Linked DNA regions of Mus musculus: regions 2 and 3 are each linked to region 1. The links are chromatin loops, found by intact Hi-C in ENCODE. Cell type or tissue: heart. All regions are shown on one strand.

The links. Peaks named below come from ENCODE experiments on the same cell type or tissue, not always from the same donor. Only the 100,000 strongest peaks of a DNase experiment are listed, where the experiment ranks them.
Region 2: it touches region 1 in a loop (1.9-fold over the local background); 4 of 42 quality-filtered maps call a loop at or near these places.
Region 3: it touches region 1 in a loop (1.9-fold over the local background); 2 of 42 quality-filtered maps call a loop at or near these places.

Annotation. Positions count from the first base shown.
Region 1 is chr8:125,289,994-125,294,993 of GRCm38, forward strand. No RefSeq gene overlaps it. Among named protein-coding and RNA genes, the nearest start is that of Gm30713, 93 kb to the right of the region's middle. In heart, CTCF peaks have their summits at 949 and 2,559 (motif pointing left); DNase peaks (open chromatin) are centred at 1,708, 2,128 and 3,138; H3K27ac peaks cover 3,586 bases.
Region 2 is chr8:125,383,924-125,388,923 of GRCm38, forward strand. It overlaps Gm30713 (a long non-coding RNA gene), which reads left to right and starts at 1,961. Exons shown (of 5, transcript XR_879356.2): 1 at 1,961-2,565; 2 at 2,712-2,854; 3 at 3,426-3,447; 4 at 3,888-4,026; 5 at 4,622-4,919. In heart, no CTCF peak of the experiment used is centred here; DNase peaks (open chromatin) are centred at 1,088, 1,998 and 4,748; H3K27ac peaks cover 3,129 bases.
Region 3 is chr8:125,234,555-125,239,554 of GRCm38, forward strand. The region is part of intron 11 of Disc1 (disrupted in schizophrenia 1); the gene reads left to right. Among named protein-coding and RNA genes, the nearest start is that of Gm30713, 150 kb to the right of the region's middle. In heart, no CTCF peak of the experiment used is centred here; a DNase peak (open chromatin) is centred at 2,047; H3K4me3 peaks cover 1,031 bases; H3K27ac peaks cover 2,193 bases.

The DNA.
Region 1 (5,000 bases):
CATTCACTAGGTAGACAACGTTGACATTCACTAGCTAACTGTGACAGTGCTGATTTCTTCTTATTGGTTGTATATACACAAATGTATGGTTAATTTTAAAATGGGCTGTTGAGAATTATATTTTTGTTTCAGAAGATTATCTTTTAAGATAGAATCCATATAAAATAAATCACATATACCACATATACCACACACACACATGCTACATACACATATACCACACACATGCACATATACCACATACACACACTTCTCACATACACACTCACACACATATACCTCACACACTCACACCTACACCACACACACATGCCACACACACATACACTTCCCACATACACATACACACATATATACCACACACACACACACCACACATACACTTCCCACATACACACTCACATATATACCACAAACACACTTTCCACACACACACGTACCACACATGCACTTCCCACATACACACTCACACCCACACACATGCACATACAGTACACTTACATACCTCCTCCCCAACAGAACTAAACATAGGGTTGCCATCTGACCACAGAACTCATTCAAAGTGTAGTGAGAACTCTGGAATTTTGGTTTCTTTCAAAACACAGAAATATTGCAAATATTGTAAGGATGCGTTTTCATTTTAATCCCAGGTGTGGGATGTGGGGCTGCTTTGGACTGTCCACAGCAGCTGACTATGATTTGCCTCATGCTCTAGCAGAGCTGTGGTTTTGCCAGCTGCAGATAGTTTCTGTCATTGTGTGGTGTTTGGAATTCTGGGAACTTTTCCGAGGGTCTATAAATGCTAGGGCCCTGACAGGCTGTGCTTATTTTTGCCTGTGCACTGAGTTCTTATTGTGATAAGTCTAATTCTCAGGAGCCTGTACTTCTAATGGCTGCACTGGAGTGTTTTTAGCCCTCGCCTGGGATGGCAGTCCCTGCTTTGGCCACTAGGATGTGGTCATTCCTCCCTACACCACCACACTTCTGCTCCCCACTCCAGCCTAGAACAAGGGGCCTGTTGTCTGGTTCTGTCCTCCTCAGCATCCTGAGCCAAGGCCAGGAAAGAAAGCACAGCCTAGCCTCCACAGGAGCATGTACAAACTCTGTGGAGGTGGGAAGGGTCCCTGGGCTCTCCTCTCTGGATGCAACGTAAGTCTCTTCCTTGTTAAAAGTTTAAACAGCAATTGTAAAGCATCAGATTTAGGACGAATGCTTTTCCATGCACAGTCTGCCCTCTGCAGACCTCAGATCTCCGGGCCCGCTAGGTTAGCGTTAGCTGTGGCCTGGAACCCATTTCCTTTGCAGACTGTCACTAGTAGTTGGAGATTGTCCCTGTGAGATAAAGGAGCCTGTGCATGTGGCATGTCACATCATCTCTCTAGTCACTTTCCACAGTGTCCCCGTCTGTGGTGTATGCATAGAGATGTATAGGTACACACGTGTACACATATCTGCATGCTGGTGAATCACTCAGCATAACTGTTTTTAACTGTTTAACTTCCCAGGACACTGGGAGTTGCTCCGGAGACAGAGGCAGGAGGGGTCGTCTCTAAATTGCCACAGAATGACCCAAGGGAACAGGCTACTCCACTCTTTTCCCCTAAGCAATCTGTTTTCTGCTCAGGATAACTGAAGCCTCCAAGTCCCTCCCTGCGCCCGCCCTGCTCCAGTACCCCGCCCACTTTCCACCGGGCTCTGTTCATTTGGAAGGCTCGTGACCAGTGTGCGAGTTCATTATATTATCACCTGACCCTTCATCCCTGGCATCTGACAGCCTCATTTCCCGGAGCTCTCTTTTCTTCCAGTCTCAAGTTGATGTCTCAAGAGCCCTGTGGGCCTCAAACCAGATTCACAATTTCTTGATTTATTTCCCACCCATGGGCCTAGATAAATACTTCTAATTTTAGACGGGAAGTTCTTAATTTCCCCTTAAAAAGATATTATACTCCGTCCATTTCCCTGAAAGGAAGGCCCTGGCGCTTTCTAAGAAACTTTATAATAAAGGATTAAAACAGTAACTAGAAAACAAAGCAAAACAAGCCAGGAATTCCTCCGCTGGGAATTCCGCACTCCTGAGGGTTCTGACACGAGGCTTTTCTAAGAAGGGACCAGCATCTGGAACCCGCAGTACGCAGTGTCTGGCGCTGGGAAGGCTGTCCTAGAAGCAGTCTTTACACGCTGGCTTTAATGGAATCTCGGACTCCTGCAGGGGCTGCTTGTGTAAAACACACACAGAGAAAAAATCTTCTAAACAGAGGCAGGATGAAGGGAGTTCGTTGTTGAGCCTGACTTATTATGAATTTCATTCTCGTTTCCAGAACGCATGTATCTGGCTCTTGCCAGGGACACAGTTTGTGTTTGGGGCTCGCTAAGCGCTCTGAGAAGTCCCAAGTGAGTGTCTGAAAGCTTCATAGCGGAGGAGACTTGACTTTGGTTAGGGATCAAGTTCTCTGGCCTTGCCCAGCGTGGGAATCAGACAGCCGGATCTGGAAAATTGTGTTGAAGGTCAGACAGTAACCGGTAGTTCTAGCTCCAGGGAACCCAACACCCTCTTCTGGTCTCCATAGGCAACTACACTCATGTGCACACACATGTGAACAGAATTAAAGATAAAAGTGATGAAGGTAGAGGCAGAATGTCGGTTGGTGGTGGAGCGATTACCTAGCGTGCCCAAGGCTGGAGGACTCTCTAAGAGTCAGGGAAATTATATTGATGGTGGACTCAGAGCATGAAGACCACACAGCTGGCCTGCATTCTCCTCTTCTATAGTCTGACTGAAATATTTTATATCAAATATGACTTTACTGTTTTCTAGAATATTTCCCTCAGAAAAAGAAAAGAAAGCAATAAATCAGATGTGGAAACAAGGACACGATAGAAACCAACTGCAGGGACCTGGTGGCCCGCAGACTGGGGACAATCCCAAGACCCTGGGGTTTTGGTTGCTGCTGTCTGATTCCCACACTGGACAGGGCAAGAGCACTTGACCCACGCCAGCTGAATGCTGGCTCTTGTTTCCCACCGGCTGTGGAATTTGCAGACACTCTTTTCTGGCTTCCCAGAGGGGCTGGGGAGCCTCCAGCATGTGCTGTGACATTTATAACTCCCTCTGGAATTTCCATGTCCCCAGCCCTCGCCCAGCCCAGGGATGAATCATGGATTCTTAGACCAGCGAAGCCATTTTGGAAACAGCTGCCAAGGAGCAAATGCAGTCAAAAATAGCTCTCACTCCCTGAAAAATGAATGGCTTATTTTAAGAAGAAAGGGTGGCTTGAATCTGTCCTGCTTGCATCTTTATCTCCTGGGCACAGGGCCAGGGCATCCGAGAAAGGCTTGCCTGTCAAAGGGAATGGCACCTGCAGTGACATAGTGGTGCCCACGATGGGGCTACCATCTCTGGGCCAGGGCCAAGGGGTGAGGTATGAGCCGTCCTCCTGAGACCTGCATCCCAGGAGGCCTGGACCGTTAGGTATGAAGTTCTGCTTCCCTGGTAGGCCTGACATGCATTGCTTTCTTGTGGTTGTGGCCAAACATCCAACAGAATTCAGCAAGGAGCAGCTGGCAGTCAGGATGCAGCAAAGAGCTAATCAGGCAGGAAGTGGGAGCACTCAGGCAGGAAGTGGGAGCAGGCTATTGCTCAGAAGCCAAATGCCCATGCTCTTATACCTACCAGCTAGTCTTTAAGTCTAGAAGGTTCCACAGTGTTCCTCAAACAGCACCGCCAGGTGAAGACCAAATGTTCAAACACATGGGGACATTTCACTTTCAAACACTTCAGACCACTGGTCCTTGTCGTAGACTTGTGGGGTGGGCACAGTAGCTAGACGCATACAAGAGGAAGGCACTGGGCTTTGTTCCATCCTTCAAAGGGAAGTTAAGCTCTCCTGCTGCAGATGAATGGGTGATGGTGTCTTAGCTTAAGCTGTCAGGGAAGAAACTTCACTTGGCGTCAGGGTGATAGTTCCCCCCTCCCCCATTGTATTTGTCCTTGTGTTGTGAGGCACTGTAGCCAAAGATGCATGAAGGACTGATGTCAATCCTGCTGTGCTGTGTACTATGTGAGTAGAAAGAAAGGAAGAAAGAAAGAGAGAGAGAGAAAGAAAGAAAGAAAGAAAGAAAGGGAGATGGAAGGAAGCAAGGAAGGAAGGGAGAAGGAAGGAAGGAGGAAAGAAGGAAGTTATGATAGTTTCAAAGCAAAGCAAAGCTTGCACAGTACCAGCTAGTCCACATCCACACCCAATGATGTGAGAAATCCTCAGAAGGGAAGGAGCACAGAGCAAAGAGAGCCCCGAGGGAAGGTCCCACAGCCTGGGGCCAGCACTGTAACATCTGCTGGTTCCACAGAGAAAATGAGGTAGAAAACTGTGTTGCAAAGTATTCTGTGTGACTTTGATTTTTTTTTTAATATCCTATGTGAAAAACACACACCTGCACCCTGAATTCTGGCTTCTTCCGAGGGTAAGCTTGGCTTGCTACAACTGTGACATCTTCCTTACTTCTGTGTGCTTCCCTCTGTCACTTGGCCTGGATACTCACTCACTCACGGCTCCGTGAAGACATCAGGACGTTGGAAGGACTGAGGACTCCGTGATTGTCACAATCTGTGAGGTTCAGCTGGGGGTCCTCTTCTTTCATTGGGAGTGATAATGCCTTGCTCTCCTTCCTGGTTGCTGAAGCTCCTTGTCCCATTGCATTTACAGACACTGGTGGCTGGTATCTTCTTTCCCTTCATGCTAAGACATAACTGAAACTAAACCTGGAACGCTGGAATCCGAGATTAATGAATGAGGCGTTAGGAGTTACAGACACATGTATCTGCTAGCCTAATGAGCAGACAGTCTGCGAACACAGCCGCTCAAAGACACAGACCACGTGAATAGAATATGCTTCTCCATGGGGAAGTACTCTGAGGGAGCTCTTTCATTGAGTGAACTTAGGTAGAAAACACATTTCAATTTGGGATACAGAAAGAGAGACACAATGACCTAGGGTGTGGCTCA
Region 2 (5,000 bases), 94 kb after region 1:
AGACCAGACATGGAGACCTGACATGGAGACCAGACATAGAGACCAGACATGGAGACCTGACATGGAGACCAGGCATGGAGGCCAGGTATGCAAACCAGTCATGGAGGCCTGGCATGGAGACCAGACATGGAGACCAGACATAGAGACCAGACATGGAGACCTGACATGGAGACCAGGCATGCAGATCAGGCATGGAGACCAGACATGGAGACCTGACATGCAGACCTGGCATGGAGAACTGGCATGCAGATCAGGCATGGAGACCAGACATGGAGACCTGGCATCCAGACCGTGCATACAACCCTGTCATGGAGACCAGGCATGGAGACCTGACATGCAGACCTGGCATGGAGACAAGACATGGAGACCAGGCATGGAGACCTGACATGCAGACCTGGCATGGAGACAAGACATGGAGACCAGGCATGCAGACCTGGCATGGAGTCCGGACATGCAGGCCAGACATGCAGACCTGACATGCAAACATGACATGGAGACCATACATGCAGACCAGGCATGGAGACCTGACATGCAGACCTGACATGCAGACCTAACATGGATATCAGGCATAGAGACCTGGCATGGAGACCAGGCAGATCTCTCATGTTCCTGACATCTGCCTGAGGTCTGATGGATCCATCTTCTTTCCTCTTTGCCTTGCAAAGTTCTGGGGAGGACCTTTGATGTCAGCCCTCCCCCCTGCTACTCACTCTTTGCTTGATGCCACAGACATGTTTGTCCACCAGGGCTTGTTGTTAGGACTCAGGACTCCAACTACCGAAGAGAGGATGAGCAACAGCCTTGGACCTCAGGCCTTGGAGGGTGAGGTAGAAAGATTGATGTTTCACTTTGATCTTGAGCCAAGATGAACCAGAGAAGGGCTTTGCTTCCAATGTGCTTGCCGTGCCCACAGAAGGGCATTAAAACCCTGCCCTCTGCCCAATCAGGCCTTATGCAAGATAAGTCAGGCTGTTCTTGTTAGAAAAGGACAGCAGGCCTGCTCCTGTCTGGCAGCTGGTGGCAGATGACATGCCCGGTAGCCTTATGAACCTGCATAGCTCCTAGACCTAATCTTGGGCGTGTCATGAATGTCAGGGCCCTGGATGGAGGTCCATTGGTTTGATTTAACTGGCTCTGTGTGGTCTAATGAGCCAACACTAGGCTCTGGGCTCCAGGGTCACCACTATGGCCATGGGCATGGAGAACACATGTCTTCTTGGCCCACACCTTCATGCATGCTGAGTGGGTACAGCTCTATCCTCAGAGTTGAGAAGCCTTCTGAGTACTACGTCTTGCCTTCAAGTTCTTCTCAGACACGGCTTTCAGTTTGCCTAGGACTTAGGAGTTGGCTCTAAGGAACTTGTAGGCTAGCAGGACACCTGCCCCTTCCTTGGCCTTCCTTCTCCATGTCTGTGCTGGGTGCCCTAGTTTCCTGCCAGTCCCTGAAACCCACCATGGCTTCCTTGGCATCCTCGGTGCCCATTGGGGGACATGGTTTGGACTTCCACTTTCCTTTCTGTTGCTCTCTATAAGGAAGCTCATGAGGGGTCTGTTTGCCATGGTCGGGTGCAGACTCTCTAATAGCACTTTGTGTGTATGCCCTCCTATCATTACTAACACGGTCTCTCTATGGGCAGCTCCTCCCCCAACTCCTGCCTGCTCTCTCTGCTCCCACACAGTTGGCACAGTTATGACCAAAGATCCTTGGCACATGCTTCTCCCAGCCCTCCTGTCCCCTTTGTATTTCACAACTCCCAGTTTCTGCACCATGACAGACAGTCCTCTTTTACCCCCTTTCCTTTCTGGCTATTTCCCATTGGTCTCCTAGAGCTTGCCTCTGCAAGTCAGCACACACATTACAGGCGCTCAGTTGGGGCAAAGCCCTGGCCCAGCCAGCCCGTGGCAGAAGGAGGGGCTGAGAGATTTGGCCAACTGTTTAGCAGATGCTGTGGGAGGTCCCTGCTCCCCAGCAGGCAGGGGTGGGAGGAGCATGATTGGCACCTCCACCCACAGGCAAGGGACTGAACAGACTCCATACAAGGGAGGTGCCTGCTCCAGAGAAGGAAGGCCAGAGGAAGAAGGCCCAGTCCCACTGACATGGCTCTCGTGCTTTATCAGAACACATGGCTTGTCCTGGTCCTCTGAATTGGCAGGGACCTATGCTGACCTCACAAAGTCCCTGGGTACACACACTGTGGCGTTTGTGCTTTCTACATCGGCTATGATATTTACCAAGATGTTCGTGTCGCTGGGAACAATCAGACCATTCTAGAACTAATCAAAGCGCTACATTCTATTATAAACGCCTGAACAGATGAGCCTGCTGCCTGGAGTTCTTTTGGGGGCATAGGGGTCCCCAAAAGGGAGTTCTTGGGTTATAAATATCTCTTCTCTGCAAAGGCTGCTTGCTCTCTCTCTCTCTCTCTCTCTCTCTCTCTCTCCCCCTCTCCCTCCCTCCCTCTCCCCTCTTTCCCCCTCTATACTGAAACACCCCTGTGTCTAGGAGGGGCTTCTAGTGTAGCCAGAAGAGGCACAATCTTGCAAGAAAAAGAAAAAAAAACTATGGTACAGTAATCTGGAGCTGGGGTGAGGAGCAGAGGTGGGGTGGAGAGAGGGAGGGGGGAAGAGCGGAGTGGGGAGAAGAGAAGGAGAGAGGGGATGAATGAGAGAGAATATGTTGGTACTCAACTTGCTTTCTCTTTTTTATTTAGTCTAGGACCCCAGCTTGTGGGACAGTGCTTCCCACATTCAGGGTGGGTCTTTCCTCCTCCGTTTAACCTCACTGAAAACTTCACAGACACACCATGCTTCCATGGAGATTCCAAATCCAATTAAGTTGACACTTAAGATTAAGGTTAGCACATGACTATGGCATGTCACAGCCTGTGATGACTGTCTGTGTTGTGAACTGGGAATGGGAAGTGGCGACTAACCCCACGGGAAGCCCCGGTTAGCAGTAGCTCCTGTGTAACATTGTCCTTGAGTTAGGCTGGAAGGACACAGATGAGGAGTGGTGGTGCCCCTGTCAAGTGTAGAGAACACTCAGCTTATACTCTCAGTCCCGAGGTACCTGTGCCCTGTCTGTTTTTTGGTAGGGGTGGGGTAGGGTGGGGTGGGGCAGGGCAAGAGAAATGGGCAAAACAAATCCCACAGATCAAACTCTGCAACCAGTTAGCAGAAGTTCAGCAGAGGTCCTGTCTGCCCCTGAGGATGTGTCTGCCTCCACCCCCACCCCCCATCCCCCCACCCCGTCCCCTGGAAGGGGTTCTGTTGTGCTTTTGCCTTCTTGGCTCCAGTTTGCTCCTCCCTCCCAGCCAGGTGCCTGGGGAGAGAGAAATGAGAAGCCAGTGGGCACTGGTGGGAGCATGGGTTGTTCATTGGGGTGTGCCTGAAACATTCTCCCCTGTACTTTCTCCCACACTCAGGAGACGAGAGCTTAACCTATTGGTACTTCGGGGGTAATGCTGTGCACACTTCAAAAATAGAATCTGGAAGCAGATAAGTGTAGATGGTTGAGAATAGGATTCGATTTTGTGAAAGTTGTCCTTGGACACATGTGTATGTGTGTGAGTGTGTATGAGTGTGAGTGTATGTGTCCGAGTGTGTGTGATTATGTGTGTGCGTGTCTTTGTGTGATAATGTGTATGTGTGTGAATGTGTATGTATGTGTGTGTGTGAGAATGTATATGCGTGTGCATGTATGTGTGTAATATGTGCCTGTATGTGAGTGCTTGAGAATTTGTATGTGTGTTAGTGTGTGCACGTGTGAGTGTCTGTGTGTGTAAGTGTGTATATGAGAGAATGTGGGTGTGTGTATGCATATGGAGGCCAGGGGTTGACAATCCATGTCTTCCTCAATCACTCGTCACCTTATTTCCTTGAGGCAGAGTTTCTCACTGATCATGAACCTTGCTCCTGTCTCCAGTAACACTCTGCAGTGTTACAGTGCCTGGCTGTTTGTGTGAATTTGGACCCTCATGTTTGCGTGGCAAGCGCTTTGCATCTTAAGCCATGTCCCAGCTCCAGGTATAGTCTTGAAGACTACAGCCATATTTACACAGGTCTTCCTCTACACCATCTGCATGCTCTAGTTTGCTTTGCCCATTTGTCTTAGTCAGGGTTTCTATCATGACCAAGAAGCAAGTTGGGGAGGAAAGGGTTTATTCAGCTTACAATTTCACATTGCTGTTCATCACTAAAGGAAGTCAGGACTGGAACTCAAGCAAGTCAGAAAACAAGAGCTGATGCAGAGGCCATGGAGGGATTTTACTTAACTGGCTTGCTTCCCCTGACTTGCTCAGCTTGCTTTCTTATAGAACCCAGGACTACCAGCCCAGGGATAGCACCACCCACAATGGGCTGGGCTCTCCCACCCTTGATCACTGAGAAAATGCCTTACAGCTGGATCTCATGGAGGCATTTCCTCAAGGGAGGCTCCTTTCTCTTCGATAACTCCAGCTTGTGTCAAGTTGACACACAAAACCAGCCAGTGCACCATTGAAGCCCAGCCTCAGGAAAACCCATGGAATATACTAGCAGAGTCTGGTTTATGTACATGTGAAACACATGGCACCGTAGAGCCAGAGCCCAACCTGCCTCTCTGCTACCGTTTCTCCTCTAGCCTCCTGGCTGCCTTCCACTCTTGTCTCCTGTGTCACAGCTGAGTGCATCTATGATTTGAATGATGATCACATGAGCTACCGAGAGGACAGGCACGTGCAACAGGCACGTGCCACCATTTTTCTAAGGATGTTTGAAGACAGGCTGTGGAATGTTGTCTCCCTATTGTGGCAGCCATTACCACCTTCATCAGGGCAGCTGTGACTACTCTCAAGAGACCCTCAAGATTTGACCTGCTGACCTTTTTCTCATTGAAGGAGGGGCCGGGGAGGGTTATTAAACCCTTAGTTGAGATTTCATCCAGTCCCTCCTGTGTTCTTTCCTAGCTGTGTGTCATTCCAGCCTGGCTGCCCGAGGTCTTGGGAGGTGCTGGAGGTTAC
Region 3 (5,000 bases), 55 kb before region 1:
AAGAAAATACATAAGAAAAATTATTCTCCTTGGGTTTGATGCTCTCTGTGGTCTCAGGTGTGCACTGAAGTGTCCTGGAACATTGTCCCCATGGAGAAGCTGTTGTGAGCACTTAGCGTTTAGTGAGACCAGCATCTGTTGGGGGTCATGAGTGTCTTGAATCTTAAGATGATAGATTTGGGGGGGGGGGGCAAAATGATAGGACCAGAGACCAGTCTCATTGCCTGGTAGCTGGGAAGAAGAATCTGGGAGGGGTGAGAGATGAGTTCTGTCTTCTGGTGTAGTCACCTGATGGTGTGTATGTCTGAATCATGGCTTTCCAGCAAAGAAAAGAATGGATATTATTGCACATAACTTTCCAGAAGTGACTAAGAGTTTAAAGCAATGTCTGCCTGCCTAAAATCAGGTCTGTACATGAAGCAGTGGACTTGGCTCAGGACTCGAGTGCTCAGAGTGAGAGAGGCAGAGCGTGGAGGTCTGAGCCTGGAGTCTCTCTGCTTGGGCTCTGTCTCTGCTGCTGGTAGGCCATATTTTCTTATTCACTGAAACAATACCAGTAACAACATGGGCTGAGGATGGCTCACTGGGTAAAGTGCTTGCTGTCCAAGTGTGGGGCCCTGAGTTAAATTCCCAGCACCCACATAATAGGCTGGGCATGATAGGCATGCAGGTTTGTAATCCCAGCACCGGGGAGGTGGAGACAGAAGGGTCCCTGGGATTTGCTCTACTTGCCTAACTGGTGAGCTTCGGGGCAGTGAGAGACCCTGTTTCACAAAGAAACAACAACTGACTCTGTCCTCAATATGTATACACACACAAATGGTCTCCCTGTGCACACTTTTCTTACACACATGAACATGCATGCAAGCTCATACACATATACCTATACATACACACTCACATACACACACACACACACACACACACACACACACACACACACAAATAACAACGGCTATAAAAAATCAAGAGAGAACAATCAGAACTAACTTTTTAGTTGCATTAATGACCCTTCCTGTTATTATGGCCAAATGCCCAATAGATTCAGGAGAGGAAAGGACATCTTTGGCTCACTATTTCAGAGGGCTCAGATGGTCACGGTGAGGTGTGTGTGAGCAGAGCAGCCTGTGCCACCTTAGTTGCAGACTCTGTGCACTCGGTAAAGCCTAGCTCGTGCTGATCTCTGTGTCTCTGCCTTTCTGGAGACCACATCTCAAACAGCTTTTGCTAATCCAGTTTGCTCCCATTATCAGGAGGAGAACCGAGCAGTGAACTAGACATGTGCCTGAGGAGAGAAAGGTTTACCAAAGGGGACGTCTTGCTTGTGTTTGCTGGAAGGCTTTAGACCCCTGAGGCTCAGAGGTGTGCCGGTTAGGGGTCCCCTGGTGAAGGCGCTTTTGCCTTCCCGTCTTGCTTCTGGGGGGTGGCTATTGAAGTCCGGGGAATGATGTGTTTATCTTGAGGCAAAATGTTTCTTTGCTTTGCAGCTCCAGGTGTGTTTGGCTTTGCAGGGCTCTGTTGTGCGGGGCCACCCCACACTGGTTTGTTATTGAAGCATGACACCCTGGGGGCAGGCAATTGCTTTTCAATCCAAATCTTCCATGACAAATCATGGGCTTCTTACAGAGGTCCACGGGGGAAACGGTTTCAAAGCCTCTCCTTGCTTATCTGGCCAGCACAGTGATACGCATTTCGGAGGCACATTGTTCAGGGAGTGAACACCAGCCCTGTGGCTGAAGGTCCCTGCCAGGCTAAAAGCCATTACCTTCATTCTGCAGCCGAGTCCGTGAAGGCAAAACCCTTTGCTCGATGACGCTTTGTTCCAGAGGAAGTCAGCAGCCCAGCTAAGGCATGCGTGTGCACAGATTGTGAGAGCCCTTTCTTTTCTAGCGTCCTGGGAGTTCTCTGCCGAGTCTCACGCTGCTGTTGGCTCTGGTTTATAGATGGTTCCAACCTTGCACGGAAGCCAGGCAGAAGCTGGGGCAGGGGGTAGGGGGGCAGGGAACAGCATTCCAGGCTCCTGAACTGAAGGGGCACTGCCCGTGCTGTTCTGACCCCAATACCTTTGGGATCCTTTCTTTCCCGACTGTAGCCTGCCTGCCCACGCCAGCTGCTTTCTTGTTCTAATGAGTTTCCCTCCTGCCTAGTTCCCTGGACAGCATGACTCCCTCTGACTTCCCTCTGAGCTGTGTCCTTTCCAAGCCAGAGGCTGCCACCAAGCAAGCTAAAATAAGCCAGAGAGAAGCTGGCGCACCACAGAGGTATCCCACACCACACATTTAGCAACCAGAAAATCGCTACTGCTTTCTGCAAGCAAAGAATCCTGCAGCAAAGACAGCAGACACCTTAGCCTTGTCTCTTCTGAGGCTGGCATCCAGAATGCCAGGGCCACCCTTCCCCAGTCACCTCAGAATCATAGCTCACAGAAGACAGGCTGACAAAGGGGGAAAGTGTGACAAATTTATTTAATCAAAGTTTTATGAGACATGGGAGCCTTTAGAAATAGCTCAGGGGAAACTCTGTTTTTTTTTTGTTTTTGTTTTTGTTTTTGTTTTTGTTTTGTTGTTGTTGTTGTTTTTGTCTTTTCTTTGTGTTTGTTTGTTTAGGATGTCCTGGTTTGAGGGAGAATGGGCAGTGTTATGGTTTAGACAACAAACATCCCTCTGAAAGTTCATGTGTTAGGGCTTGGACCTTAGCCGGTGGCAATATTTTGAGAATCTGGGGAGATAGTGGGAGGGGGTGAGGGTGGCCTTTGGGGACACATTGTCTCTCACCCCTCCTTGTCTTGCTTTCTACTTCCTGACCATTGTACTTTGCATGTGACATGTTCCCTAAAGGCTCTCTAATTTGAACATTTGGTCCCCGGTGAGTGGCACAGTTTGGGAAGGCTGGAACCTTTAGCTGGCAGAGCCTCCTTGAGGAAGTAGGGTCACCGAGGACAAACTTTCTGAGTGTTGTATCTAGATCTTACTCCTTGTTCATTCTCTGCTCCCTAATTAGAGGTATGGTGTGACTAACCGACCTCCCACTCCTTCTACCATGTCCTCCTGGCCTATGGGAGCGAGAGGTGCCAACCACCAGTTACGCCCCTGTACCAGCAGAGAAAGGGAGCTGAGATGTAGGTACCATGCAGTCGTCCTTCTTTGCTTGTTGACTGTGGTTACAACGTGACCACCGAACACAAGCCCCTGGCCTCTGTGACCACCTCATCGGGAAAGACTATAGCCTTGACTTGTGGCGTAGAATGGACTCTTTCTCCCTTTAGTTGCTTCTCCTAATCTATTTTTACCACAACAACACACTAGAAACGAAAACACAAGGTAAGAAGATGAATGGTCATCTGTTCCTGCAAATTCCACGGCCATCAAGCCAAGCATCCCTGTGTTGAGTCCTCTTATCAATGAGCCCAGACAAACCCTTCATCTCTTTACACTGCGTAGGATGGATGCTGCATGCTTTGGTCACTGTGAGAACAGGGACCAGAAAGTGGGGGAAAGTAGAGACGGAGCCCACAAAGTTGCCCAGAATTCAGACTCTGTAGACCAGCATCAGAGTGCAGGTCTAACTTTATCATTTATTACATGAACTTATATGTAGCCTTTTAGCCAATTAGGGTACGTTTATGTATTCAAGGGCAAATCAGGGTGCAACCTGTGTTGTTTAGCCAAATTTGACTTGCCTGTCCGGGAGCCTGTAGGGGAGGGTCTAATCCCCTGTGGAGATAGATGTCTGTGAAGGCAGGGAAGCAGCCACAGCCCTGGCCTCTGGTCCTTTGTATTGTCTCGCTGGTATGCTGGGAGCCACATCAGATCATACACTGTGTACAGTGGATCAGTACTCTTCAAGGAGTCACAGGGATTTGTGGCACCCCCATCTCCTCCCCATTTCTTCCTCTACCAGGTTCATCTCCACCCCAACCCCCCCCCCCCGCCCCCACTGGTCAGAGCACTGAAAAGTCACAATACAGAAAATCTACGTGGAGAGTGAGCAAGCAGTTCATTGGTGAATGACCTTGGTTCCGTGGCTCTTAAAACCCTGGAACTAGTTTGCTGGATGGATGTGGAAGAGTTTGGAAGTGTAGGTTAGGGAAACCAAAAGCTGAGAGAAAAGGCTGATGCTGGGCCACATTGCTGAATCTCAGATGGGAACAATGTCTGTGTTAGGAAGTCTACATTCCTCTTACTTTCTGGGAAACTGTTTGTCCGAGCCCAACAGCTAAACTGAACCCTTTCTCTCTCCTGTTAATTATAACAAGGATTTTGGCCACAGCAGCGAGAGCTTCTGGTGCAGGCAGGTGCAGCGGACTATGCTTGGACCCCAGGGAGGACCTAAGGGTAGCAGCGAGCAGGAATGTATCACTACCATCTGCTCAGAGTCCTCTTGAGCCATCTCTGTTGCATCCCTTCCCCTGTGTGGGACTCCGTCCACCCGCGACAAGCCCCTCCAGTCTTCTTTTTCAGACTATGCAAACACAGACATCCACTTGTTAATCATTCAGTGTAGCAAGTGGATCAAAGTCTTCCGAGGGGTCTGCCGGGTGGCTTTTGAGGGCCCCTTCTTGCACATGCCTTACCTACAAGCTACCATCCAGTTTCCAGTTGTGGCCTCTTTAAAGTGGACAGAACGCTTAAGAGACACTTGCAAAGCAGCCTCCAGGGTCCAGCTCCTCTCTGCCTCTCTCCGATATTGTTGTATCTTTCCAAGGCTTTCCGTTAAAAGAAATGTGCATATGAACTTTTCTTTTTACAGTAACATTGCACTGGTTTGTATGGTACATATCTAAATGATATAATTAGGATTTTAAGTACAATTGGCATAAATAGGTTTAGAAACCATTCAACCAACCAGAATTCGAGCTCTCTGCCCTCTAGCCTGGCCTTGGACCCTGAGTGTAATGGAAGGAGCAGGTGGGTAAGGGAGGGCTTTCCTCTGTAGCCAGTGAGAGGCTCCTTCCTGCTGGTCCTTTTCTGTTAATTAATGTCCCTGCCTGCTGCCAGCCT